Linked DNA regions of Homo sapiens: region 1 is linked to region 2. The links are chromatin loops, found by intact Hi-C in ENCODE. Cell type or tissue: PC-3. All regions are shown on one strand. Links, peaks and the distances in the headings refer to the core of each region. The heading gives the core; the rest is flanking DNA. Region 1 overlaps LOC105378306 (a long non-coding RNA gene). Region 2 holds the start of LINC02672 (long intergenic non-protein coding RNA 2672).

Region 1 (5,385 bases), core at 109-5,108, 230 kb after region 2:
AAATATTGATAAATACGGCATTTGTTGAAAGTGCTCTTAGAGGTATTCTAATATAGGAGATTGCTATTTTTCATAACTTATAACATTATGATTGCAGAATGACATAAGTTTAACAGAATTATCTATATTAATTGCAACTATGCTTATTTCAATGAATAATGTGTTCAGTTTGTGTAATTCTTTTATTCCTGTTATGTTACTTTGATTATATTTATTGAAATGAAATTTTAGGGTGTTAAAATACAATATTTGGGGCTTGACTTTTTATTTCTTTATTTTTAAAATTTTTTCTAATAAGGCATTTTACAAAACTGTCAGTCTGGAAATTAAACAAATTAATAAAAGATTCTTCACACATAAGATACGAGAAGCACTGCTCTAGATCTTATTATTCCTCCATAATTTTCTCTGAGCTGTGAGATTCTGACCAAACTTGATGGTGAAAAAAAAATTGTAGTAAGGACACTGGAAACTTTCTGGCAATGCAAATTCAACAACATAAATCGTATTTTATTTTCTTCAAATAAGTAGTTTTCTCTGAAGTTTCATAATAATTCAGGTAATAGTTATTTTCTGTTTGGTTGTTTTTGTTTTTGTTTTCCTCCTTCCAAGCCCAGAAAATCCACCAATTGGAAGGGGAGGACTCTTTTCTTCCCATCCCACTCATGAGAACAGTGAAGGTAATGTCCACAGGACATGTTCCTTACAGTCCCACCTTGTTGGACCCCACTCGGTAATTTGGAGTCTTGTGATCGTGATCTGGGAAGAAAGGGCAACAGCTTTCCAGGTGAAGGTGCAGGGAAGAGTTGTCTCCTTGGAGTCCAGGATGGGAGCCTACTGCTTGCTGGGAATCTCAGCTGGTGAAAAGGATGCAGGGCAAGTAGTGGTTAAGCATGGTCATTTGAGCATCAAGGTGAAAAGCTGCTTCTAAATTGTAGGGACCAGATCCACACAGCGATCTCTCCAACATGGGTGGAAAAGGATGTTCTTGGCCACATTAATCACACCTCTCTCCAGAAATCCAGGCACCAGGAATTAAGCCAAACACCAGATGAGGGCTCCCCATGTGCTGTTAAGAACTGCAGCCTTCCTGCAGGAGCATCAGTAGACCCAAAAGGCCAGAAAACATCTTCCTGAAGCCCCAAAAAACAGAAGCCTCAACTGTCTGCCCTTTCTATATTCCTGAACTGTAGAATCTTTGAGCATAATAAAATGGCTGTTGTTTTAGCCAATTCAAGATGATTTATTATGTAGCAATAGTAACTAGGACATACCGATGTTTGTGTTAAAGTCAGAGGAGCTTTTAAAATTTTTCAGACCATTGCAGATGTTATATTTATCAATTTGCAGTAAATATCAATATATCCAGATCCGTACACATTTTACTAAATCATAATCTTTATACTAACTTTCATTTATTTGAAATGTACATATCACTAACGACACATTCCACAATATATGAATGTTGTTGAAGATTGGAGCTTTTCCTCATCCATGTTTATTATTTTAAAATTTACTGTACATTTCAAAACTCTGTATTGTTGCTTATTACCAACTTACTAAGGATAATAATTGCAGACATTTTACTTTGTGAAATTTTAATGTTTTTATATTAAAATAATACGTTTGAACAACTGTAATAAGAACTCTAGTGAAAGCATTGGTTTAAATTACTATAATATATCATAACTATAAGTAAAATAGTTCTATTTTAATTATGTCAACTGTAATAAAGGAACTGTCAAGCAGTGCAACTGTAAAAAGAGTAAGAGTTCATTTGCAAATGGAAAGCAAATAAAATAGTGCATTGCATTCCAGAACTAAATTCACATTAGAAGTATGTTGTATACATATTTAAGTGACATACTTAAAGCCTTAACATCTAAGTAGAATAAAAAAGTACTTGACTTGACATCTTTGCTTACCATCCAAAGTAATGATTTTAATATTTACTTTTTTTCTTCAAAATTGGTAGATATACATCCAGGAGTAAGTGAATGTGGTAAGGCTACAGTATTCTATTAAACTGAGTCATGTAATTAAATGTATTTTATAATACTAATGAACATATATTCCATCTTTATATAGACATATACATATGTGCATGTCTATATGTGAGAGATATATTTGTTAATTATGTCACTTCACAATAAATGCTGGACAGTTTATTTGTTTAACTATGTCCATTTAGAAGATCCAAGAAAATTTTGTTGCTGACATTAATCTGTAGATTTCTTATTTTTTAATTTTTAAGTGAGAATTGTATGTGTTAATATCAAGAGGATATTGTATTCATTCATTTAAGCCTAAAAACACTTTGCACATATCTTCCCCTTTTTAGTTAACATTCACTCTGACAGGGAAATCTTTGGATTATGATTAATCTGCTCTGAATTCTTTAGGAGAGTAGTTTTACAATAATATCTCTGAGTCATTGCTTGGTGGGGAAAGTTACTTGGTTTATGAGTATTTCTTAGGAATACACATGTTTTCTGTTTTTCTGACCAATGGGATACGTTTTTCTATTGGGACACCAATTAAAACATTGTGCTTGTCAACAAAACTCAGATTATTCTTAAAAGAGAGAAAAAATATAAGTCCAAACAACTGAGATAGAAGCTAGGGTTATCATTAGTAAAGAAACTGTAGCCACTCAATTAGCCAGAAACTAAGGATGCTTGGTAATTTTTGTGGTTGCATAGTGTCCTTTTCCCGATATTTAGACATGATTGCAGAGTGGTGTTGTTTATATCTTGTTTGGCCACAGTCACTTGTGGCCTCTGATTATTGATAATATTCTGAGGAGTATTTCTGGTCTGTAAGAAGCAGTATAACATGTTGTCAGCTGTCAAGACTTTTTTTTTTTTTTTTAACTTCTCGAGTTTTATAATTCCAAGAACATAGGACTTCACTAGTATTCAGGTGTTATACATTCTTTCCCCACCTCACCCCCAGGCCACTGTTTATTATGGATTATTAGTCAGAGAGAGTTTCATCAGATTTCATTATCTATAATTTCCCAAGTCAATCTCTGAAATAAAAGCAATTACAGTTAGAAAGTTGAAAGCTCAGAAGCATTCAGGATGTATTTGAGGAACTCAGAGTGTTGGTTGGGGGATTGAAGCAGGAATATAATGGGTAGGAGGCAGGACTAAATTGCAGCTCCCAATCAGATGGACAGAGCAGCATGTGGAGACTCACATCGTGAACTTTCACTCCAGTAACTACTGCACAAACATACCGGGAAAGCTAAGAGAATCTAAAGACCCTTTGAAGGAAGTGGATTGCTCTTGCAGGCCACTGGAGACAGCCGGAAAAACTCAGAAAGCAAAGGATGTAATCTCTTTGGAGTTCTAGGGCCCCATCCACCACCTGATCCTCCCTATGCTACTGCAGTTGATGCTGTCTTGAAAGCACCACCTCCTGGCAGGAGGCCAACCAACACAAAACTAGTGCAAGAAACAAAACTACAACTAAGGACTCTCACAGAGTCCATTTTACTTCCTTGCCACCTCCACTAGAGCAGGTGCTGCTATCCATGACTGAGAGACCTGAAGATGGTTCAAATCACAGAACTCTGTGAAGACACCCAACGGTACCAGTCCAGAGGCTGGTAGCTCAGCTGGGTGGCTGGATCCAGAAGAGACATAACAAACACTACAATTTGGCTTTCAGGAACCCACATCCCTAGGAGAAGGGGGAGAGCAACACATCAAGGAAGCACCCCATGGGACAAAAGAATCTGAACAGTAGCCCTTGAGCCCCAGATCCTCTCTCTGACATAATCTACCCAAATGAGAAAGAACCAGAAAAACAATTCTGGTAATATGACAAAACAAGGTTGTTTAACACCCAGAAAAGATCACACAAGCTCACCAGCAATGGATCCAAACCAAGAGGAAATCTCTGAATTGACAGAAAAAGAATTCAGAAGGTCAATTATTAAGCTAATCAAGGAGGCACTGGAGAAATGTGAAGTCCAACTTAATGAAATCAAAAAAATGGTACAAGATATGAAGGGGAAAATCTTTAGTGAAATAGATAGCATAAGTTAAAACAAAACCACAACTTCTGGAAATGAAGGCGACACTTAGAGAAATACAAACTGCACTAGAAAGTCTCAGCAATAGAATCAAACAAGTAGAAGGAAGAACTTCATGGCTCAAAGACAAGGTTTTTGAATTAACCCATTCCAACAAAGACAAAGAAAAAAGAATAAAATAATGAACAAACCCTCCAAGAAGTTTGGGATTATATTAAATGACCAAGCCTAAGAATAATGGGTATCCCTGAGGAAGAAGAGAAATCTACAAGTTTGGAAAACATATTTGAGGGAATAAGCAAGGAAAACTTCCCCAGCATTGCTACAGACCTAGACATCTAAATACAAGAAGCTCAAAGAACACCTGGGAAATTTATCACAAAAACATCATTGCCTAGGCAGTCATCAGGTTATCTAAAGTCAAAACAAAGGAAAGAATCTTAAGAGCTGTGAGGGAAAAGCACCAGGTAACTTGTAAAGGAAAACCTATTAGATTAACAGTAGATTTCTCAGCAGAAACCCTACAAGCTAGATGGGATGAGGGCCCTATCTTCAGCCTCCTTAAACAAAACAATTATCAGCCAAGAATTTTGTATCCAGTAAAACTAAACTTCATAAATGAAAGAAAGATAGTCTTTTATAGACAAACAAATGCTGAGAGAATTCACCACTACCAAGCCAGCACTACAAGAACTGCTAAAAGCAGCTGTAAATCCTGAAACAAATCTTCAAAATACACCAAAATAGAATCCCCTTAAAGCATAAATCTCACAGGACCTATAAAACAACAAAACAAACAAACAAATAAATAAATAAACAAGGTGTTCAGAAAAACAAATAGCATGATGAATAGAATAGTACCTCACATCTCAATACCAACATTGAATGTAAATGCTCCACTTAAAAGATACAGAATGGCAGAATGGATAAGAATTCACCAATCACGTATCTGCTGTCTTCAAGAGACTTATTTCACACATAAGGACTCACATAAACTGAAGGTGAAGGGGTGAAAAAAGATATTCCATGCAAATGGACACCAAAAGCAAGCAGGAGTAGCTATTCTTATATCAGAACAAACAAACTTTAAAGCAGCAGCAGTTTAAAAAGACAAAGAAGGACATTATATAATGATAAAGAACTTGTTCAACAGGAAAATATCACAATCCTAAATATATATGCACCTAATGCTGGAGCTCCCAAATTTATAAAACAATTATGATTAGACCTAAGAAATGAGATACACAGCAATACAATAATAGTGGGGGACATTTCAATACAATACTGACAGCACTAGACAGGTTATCAAGACAGAAAGTCAACAAAGAAACAATGGATTTAAA
Region 2 (5,385 bases), core at 108-5,107:
GCTCATTTTTTATTTGAGCACTTTCTTCTTTCAAGGTCATCTTAAATAACTTTTCTTTCTCAGTCCTGGAATCAGCCACTTCTCTCCAGATTCCCTCCTTCCTCTTTTTAAGAATAATATTAAAAATCAAGATTTAGGCACTTGGTGTGGTCACTGATACTGGAATGTCATTGCCTCTGGGGTTCTCAACTGACAGAGCAAGGAAACATATGTATGACTACTAACCCATGTATGCATATGTATCAATAAACATGTCTATGTGAAACTATCTCTATTGAACTAAATATGAGTTTATTTGTGGGCCCCTAACTCTAAAAATTATATTATCACATGAATCATTCTAGCTTCTACTAAATGCTTACCTATAAACTAACATTCCAAGAATGAGAAACCTGGCTCTCACAGTTCACCATTTATGTATTTAATTGTTCAATCATAGCACATATAATTATACATATTAAATATGTGCTATAGTTGAATATATTTTATATATTATATGTATTATATATTACAATTATATATAATTGTATATATTATATATACATATATAATTATATGTATGTGTATATAATATGTAATTATATATGCATATATTATATGTTCAAATATATATTATATAATTGCAGTATATATGTGTTGTAATTGAATAATTATATATCTTACATATATGATTATAGCATATATATATATATATATATGCTACAACTGAACTATATATAATGGTTTCAGAATTGTGAATCTGTATCCCCATGGAACACAGTTTAATACTTACAGTGTTCATATGATTTCTTTAGCCTTTAATCTTACACATGATACTCATTTCCAGTTACTTAGATTGACACCATACCCCCAGCACCTTCTTCAGTGAGATTGTTTCATACATGTTGAACAGAAGGAGACTGTGTTGTCACTCCTGCATTCTGCACTGAAATATCCCAATCTCAGAAATTACTTTTTTTTTTTTTTTTTTGAGACAGAGTCTCAGTCTGTTACCCAGGCTGGAGTGCAATGGCACGATCTTGGCTCACTGCAACCTCTACCTCCTGGGTTCAAGTGACTCTCCTGCCTCAGCCTAACAAGTAGCTGGGATTACAGACGCCCAACACCACGCCAGGCTAATTTTTGTATTTTTATTAGAGACAGGATTTCACCAGATTGCTCAGGCTGGCCTTGAACTCCTGACCTCAGGTGATCCATCCACCTTGGTGTCCGAAAGTGCTGGGGTTATAGACGTGAGCCACCGTGCCTAACCAGAAATTACTTTTAAAATTTGCATCCATCAAGGCTCCTACATTGTGTTGTAAAGTTCTACAGTTTGAAAATATATAGGGTTGTTTATACACCATTATATTATCATACAGATTAGCTTTACCACTCTAGAAAAAAAATCTCCTATGCTTCACCTATTCAGTCCACTGCCCCTCTCCTAGAACTCCTAGAAAAATACTAATCTTTTTACTATTTCTATAGTTTTGCCATTTCCAAAATGTCATAGTTTAATAGTAAAGTATGTAGCTTCTTCAGTCTGGCTTCAATATGCATTTATAATTTATTCACGTCTTTTTGTGGCCTATTTCCTCTTTTTATTGTTGAATCATAATCAACAGTATGGATGTGAGAGGAGGGGCCAGCTGGGCTTCCTGGGTTGAGTAAGGGCTCAGAAAGCTGTGAAACTCACTCATTTCCTGCATCAGGACTTACTTCAGTCCTGGATGAATAATACTGAAGATATATGCTTAAAATATTCCTAACACCAGGATTTGTGCATGTGTTTTCTTCCCCAAGAAAGCTATAAACAGTGAAAAATTTGCTGTAAGTTTCCCTGTGTCCTCTCTCCCTCTCTCCCTTCCCCCGCCCCTGAAACTAAAGTAAAAGGAATGTTAACTGCCTGTTTTTCTGTGACCAGTGGACCTTATCTATACTCCCAATTCCAATTCCTTGTAAACATACTTTGTAAACTCCTGTGAGATCCTGTCTCCTTTGCCATGCTGCTGTAAGGTCCTAAAGTAGATAAAACCTAAGTTGCAATTCCGGTTTTCCTCAAAATCTAAGACATGTCACAAAATAATTTACTGCCTTTGTTGATCTCGCTCCTGTAACAAGCTTCCTGCCTCACGTATCTCCCGCCTTAAAGAGTTTAAAAGGCAATCACCCAAAACCAACCGTGGCTACCCATTCAAGACTGTTTCCACACTGTGGAAGCTTTGTACTTTCACTCTGCTCAATAAAGCCTGCAGCTTTTTCTCACTCTCAGTCCATGTCTCTTTCACTCACTGTGGTCAGCTTCCACACCATTTCTTTGGTGTGGCTTGGCAAGAACCTCAGGTGTTACATCTTGGCGAGCCAGACAGGAGACTCCAGAAAAGGTATCTAGATCATCATGCAGTGAGTACAATTGGACCTCTTTCACTTGCTATTCTGTCCTGTCCTTCCTTAGAATTAGGAGGCTAAATACTGGGCACCTGTCTGCGACTTAAAGGTGAATAGCACAGCGACCAGACTAAAGACACAGGTGTCAAGGCTGTCTTGGAAAGGGTTCTCTGACAACCCCCGACCCTTTGGGGTCAGGAGCATTGGTTTGTCCGAAACCAGTTCTAACTCTTTTGCTTTTCATGGTGGTCCCGAAGTACACCTGGGAGTGATCAGCAGACGTCTTGGTCTCCCAGATATCTTGGTTGAGACCATGGCCCCGCCAGAGGCTCCCACTGCATGGATTACTGGGCGTGAGACAGCCACATCTGACTCCCGCTTCCTGGGCCCTATTGTCTGCCAGTTAAACTTCTTTCCTCACCTTGAAAGCAAAATTATTCCCTCTAGGCAGGATCAAGATTTCCTGTTTAGAAGTCTTAAATTCTTGGGGTGGTGCCCAGAAGATCCCTGTTCATGGTGCCCTCCAGGGTTTAGACAGGTGTCACCATTTGATGACTATTTTGAAGGGCCAGTTCCCCACCATAGTGTATGGTCCCCCACATCAGGACAATTTAAAGACAGGTCTGTAATTTTCATGTGGATAGTAGAAGCCTTAGGGCATTTTTTCCATTGCTCCCCAAATAAACTTTCCCGTTCCTTGGGGCCTCTCGAGTACAATCTGTGGTGCATAGGCACGGGTCTTAGAGCCATTGAATTGCTGTTTCAACCATTCAATAATTGGTATTGGATGGAAGAAAATATAGTCAGTTGGGACACAGGATACTAGTACCACCTTAAGAGAGGGGCTTACTCCTTTGATGGCAAGTGGAGACAGAGGGCTAAAGTACAGCAGCTGTTCTCTTGGTCCTGGCCTAGAGGACATCCACCACCACCTTTAAGCTAATTAAGCCTCCTGTCACTAATTCAGAGATTCCCATGGCCAGGCTCTCATAAATTGGGCCTTAGTATGCAAACATCAGTGGCACCCCAGACCCAGGACTTGCCACTCTGGAACAGGTAGGACACATTGGCAGAAGGACCACAATAAATCAAACAGTCCTTGTGCCCCATTTAGTGGTCAGTGGGTGCACGGCAGGGGCAAGGGAAGTTTCCATCCCACCGGTAAGCATGGTTAAATCCGGTAGATGGAGAGCTCAGGAAAAGTGGCCATGAGCTTTGAGCATAAATGGACCTGACCCTTAGGGGATGCCCTAAGGGAAGACGAGTCCGAGGACTAACTAGAGGTGTAGGCACCCCTGTGTTAAAATTCCATATGGGCACCACACCTTCAAAACCAGACACTTCCTTAAGATGTATCCTGAATAATTAGGACAAACTCGACCCTGAAACCTTAAAAAAGAAGCCACTGATTTTCTTCTGTACCACTGCCTGGCCACAGTATTCCTTACAAAATGGAGAAACTTGGCTCCCTGAGGGAAATATTAATTATAACATCCTTCTACAACTAGATTTTCTGTAAACAGGAAGGTAAATGGAGTGAAGTCCCTTACGTACAGGCTTTCTTTGCCCTTCGTGACAATACTGCCCTGTGCCAAGCCTGCAAGCTTTGCCCAAATGACAGAGGCCCACAATTACCTCCATACTCAGGGCCTCTTCCCTCAGCCTCACTCTCCTCCCCCACTGACTCTCTTCCATCTGGCCCCACCAAAGTGTTAAAGGCACACTGGAAAGAAAATGTAAACTCCACGAGCCAGACACCCAAACTATGTCCCTTATAAACAGTAGGAAGAAAATTTAGGCCCATTCACCTGCATGTCCCTTTCTAACTATCAGATTTAAAACAAATCAAGGCAGATTTGGGAAAATTCTCAGGTGATCCTGATAGCTATATAGATGTCCTGCAAAGATTAGGGCTGTCCTTTGATCTAACATGGAGAAATATCATGTTACTTCTTGATCAGACCTGAAGTCCTACTGAAAAGGAAGCAGCTTTAACAGCAGCCCAGCAATTTGGGGATCTGTGCTAACTTAGCCAGGTAAACGATTGAATGGCCCTGGAGGAGAGGGAAAAATTCCTCACAGGGCAACAGGCAGTCCCCACTGTAGACCTTCATTAGGATACTGACTCAGATCATGGAGATTAGAGCCACAGGCATTTGCTAACTTGCATTTTAGAAGGGTTAAGGAAGACTAGGAACAAGCCTATGAACTACTCAATGCTATCCACAATTATACAGGGAACAGAGGAAAACTACTCCACTTTTCTAGAAAGGCTAAGGGAGGCCCTAAGAAAGCATACCTCCCTAACTCCAGATTCCCTGGAAGGCCAACTTATTCTAAAGGATAAATTTATCACCCAAGCAGCAGCTGATATTAGGAGAAAACTCCAAAAGTCTGCTTTAGACCCAGAACAAAATTTGGAGGCATTACTAAACCTGGCAACCTTGGTGTTCTGTAACAGGGACCAAGAGGAGCAGGCCAAAAAGGAAAAGCGAGATAAGAGAAAGACTGCAGCCTTAGTCATGGCTCTCAGACAGGCAGACCTTGGTGGCTCACAGGGAACCAAAAGAGGAGCAGGCCAATTGCCTAGTAGGGCTTGTTATCATTGCGGTTTCCAAGGACACTTTAAGAAAGATTGTCCAACCAGAAACAAACTGCCCCCTTGCCCATGTCCAATATGCCAAGGCAATCACTGGAAGGCACACTGCCCCAGAGGATGAAGACCCTCTAGGACAGAAGCACCCAACCAGATGATTCAGCAACATGACTGAGGGTGCCTGGGGCAAGCACCCACTCATGCCATCAACCTCACAGAGCCCCAGGTAAGTTTGACCATTGAGGGCCACAAAGTGGACTTCCTCCTGGACACTGGTGCAGCCTTCTCAGTTTTAATCTCCTGCCCAGGATGACTGTCCTCAAAGTCCGTTGCTATCCAAGGAATCTTAGGACAGTCTGTAACCAGGTATTTCTCTCGCCTCCTCAGCTGCAATTAGGAGACTTTGCTCTTTTCACATG

What was found. Peaks named below come from ENCODE experiments on the same cell type or tissue, not always from the same donor. Only the 100,000 strongest peaks of a DNase experiment are listed, where the experiment ranks them.
Region 1: a loop joins it to region 2, with 2.6 times the contacts of the local background. A loop is called at or near these places in 1 of 110 quality-filtered maps.

The regions. Positions count from the first base shown.
Region 1 is chr10:52,799,190-52,804,574 of GRCh38, reverse strand. All of the region lies in intron 2 of LOC105378306 (a long non-coding RNA gene), which reads right to left. All of the region lies in intron 2 of LOC105378307 (a long non-coding RNA gene), which reads left to right. Among named protein-coding and RNA genes, the nearest start is that of MBL2, 29 kb to the right of the region's middle. In PC-3, for the core only: no CTCF peak of the experiment used is centred there; a DNase peak (open chromatin) is centred at 2,434; H3K4me3 peaks cover 796 bases; H3K27ac peaks cover 1,773 bases.
Region 2 is chr10:53,026,892-53,032,276 of GRCh38, reverse strand. It overlaps LINC02672 (long intergenic non-protein coding RNA 2672), which reads left to right and starts at 2,167. Exons shown (of 5, transcript NR_186378.1): 1 at 2,167-2,366. RefSeq lists an enhancer at 2,071-2,570. In PC-3, for the core only: no CTCF peak of the experiment used is centred there; DNase peaks (open chromatin) are centred at 1,626 and 2,046; H3K4me3 peaks cover 1,501 bases; H3K27ac peaks cover 1,783 bases.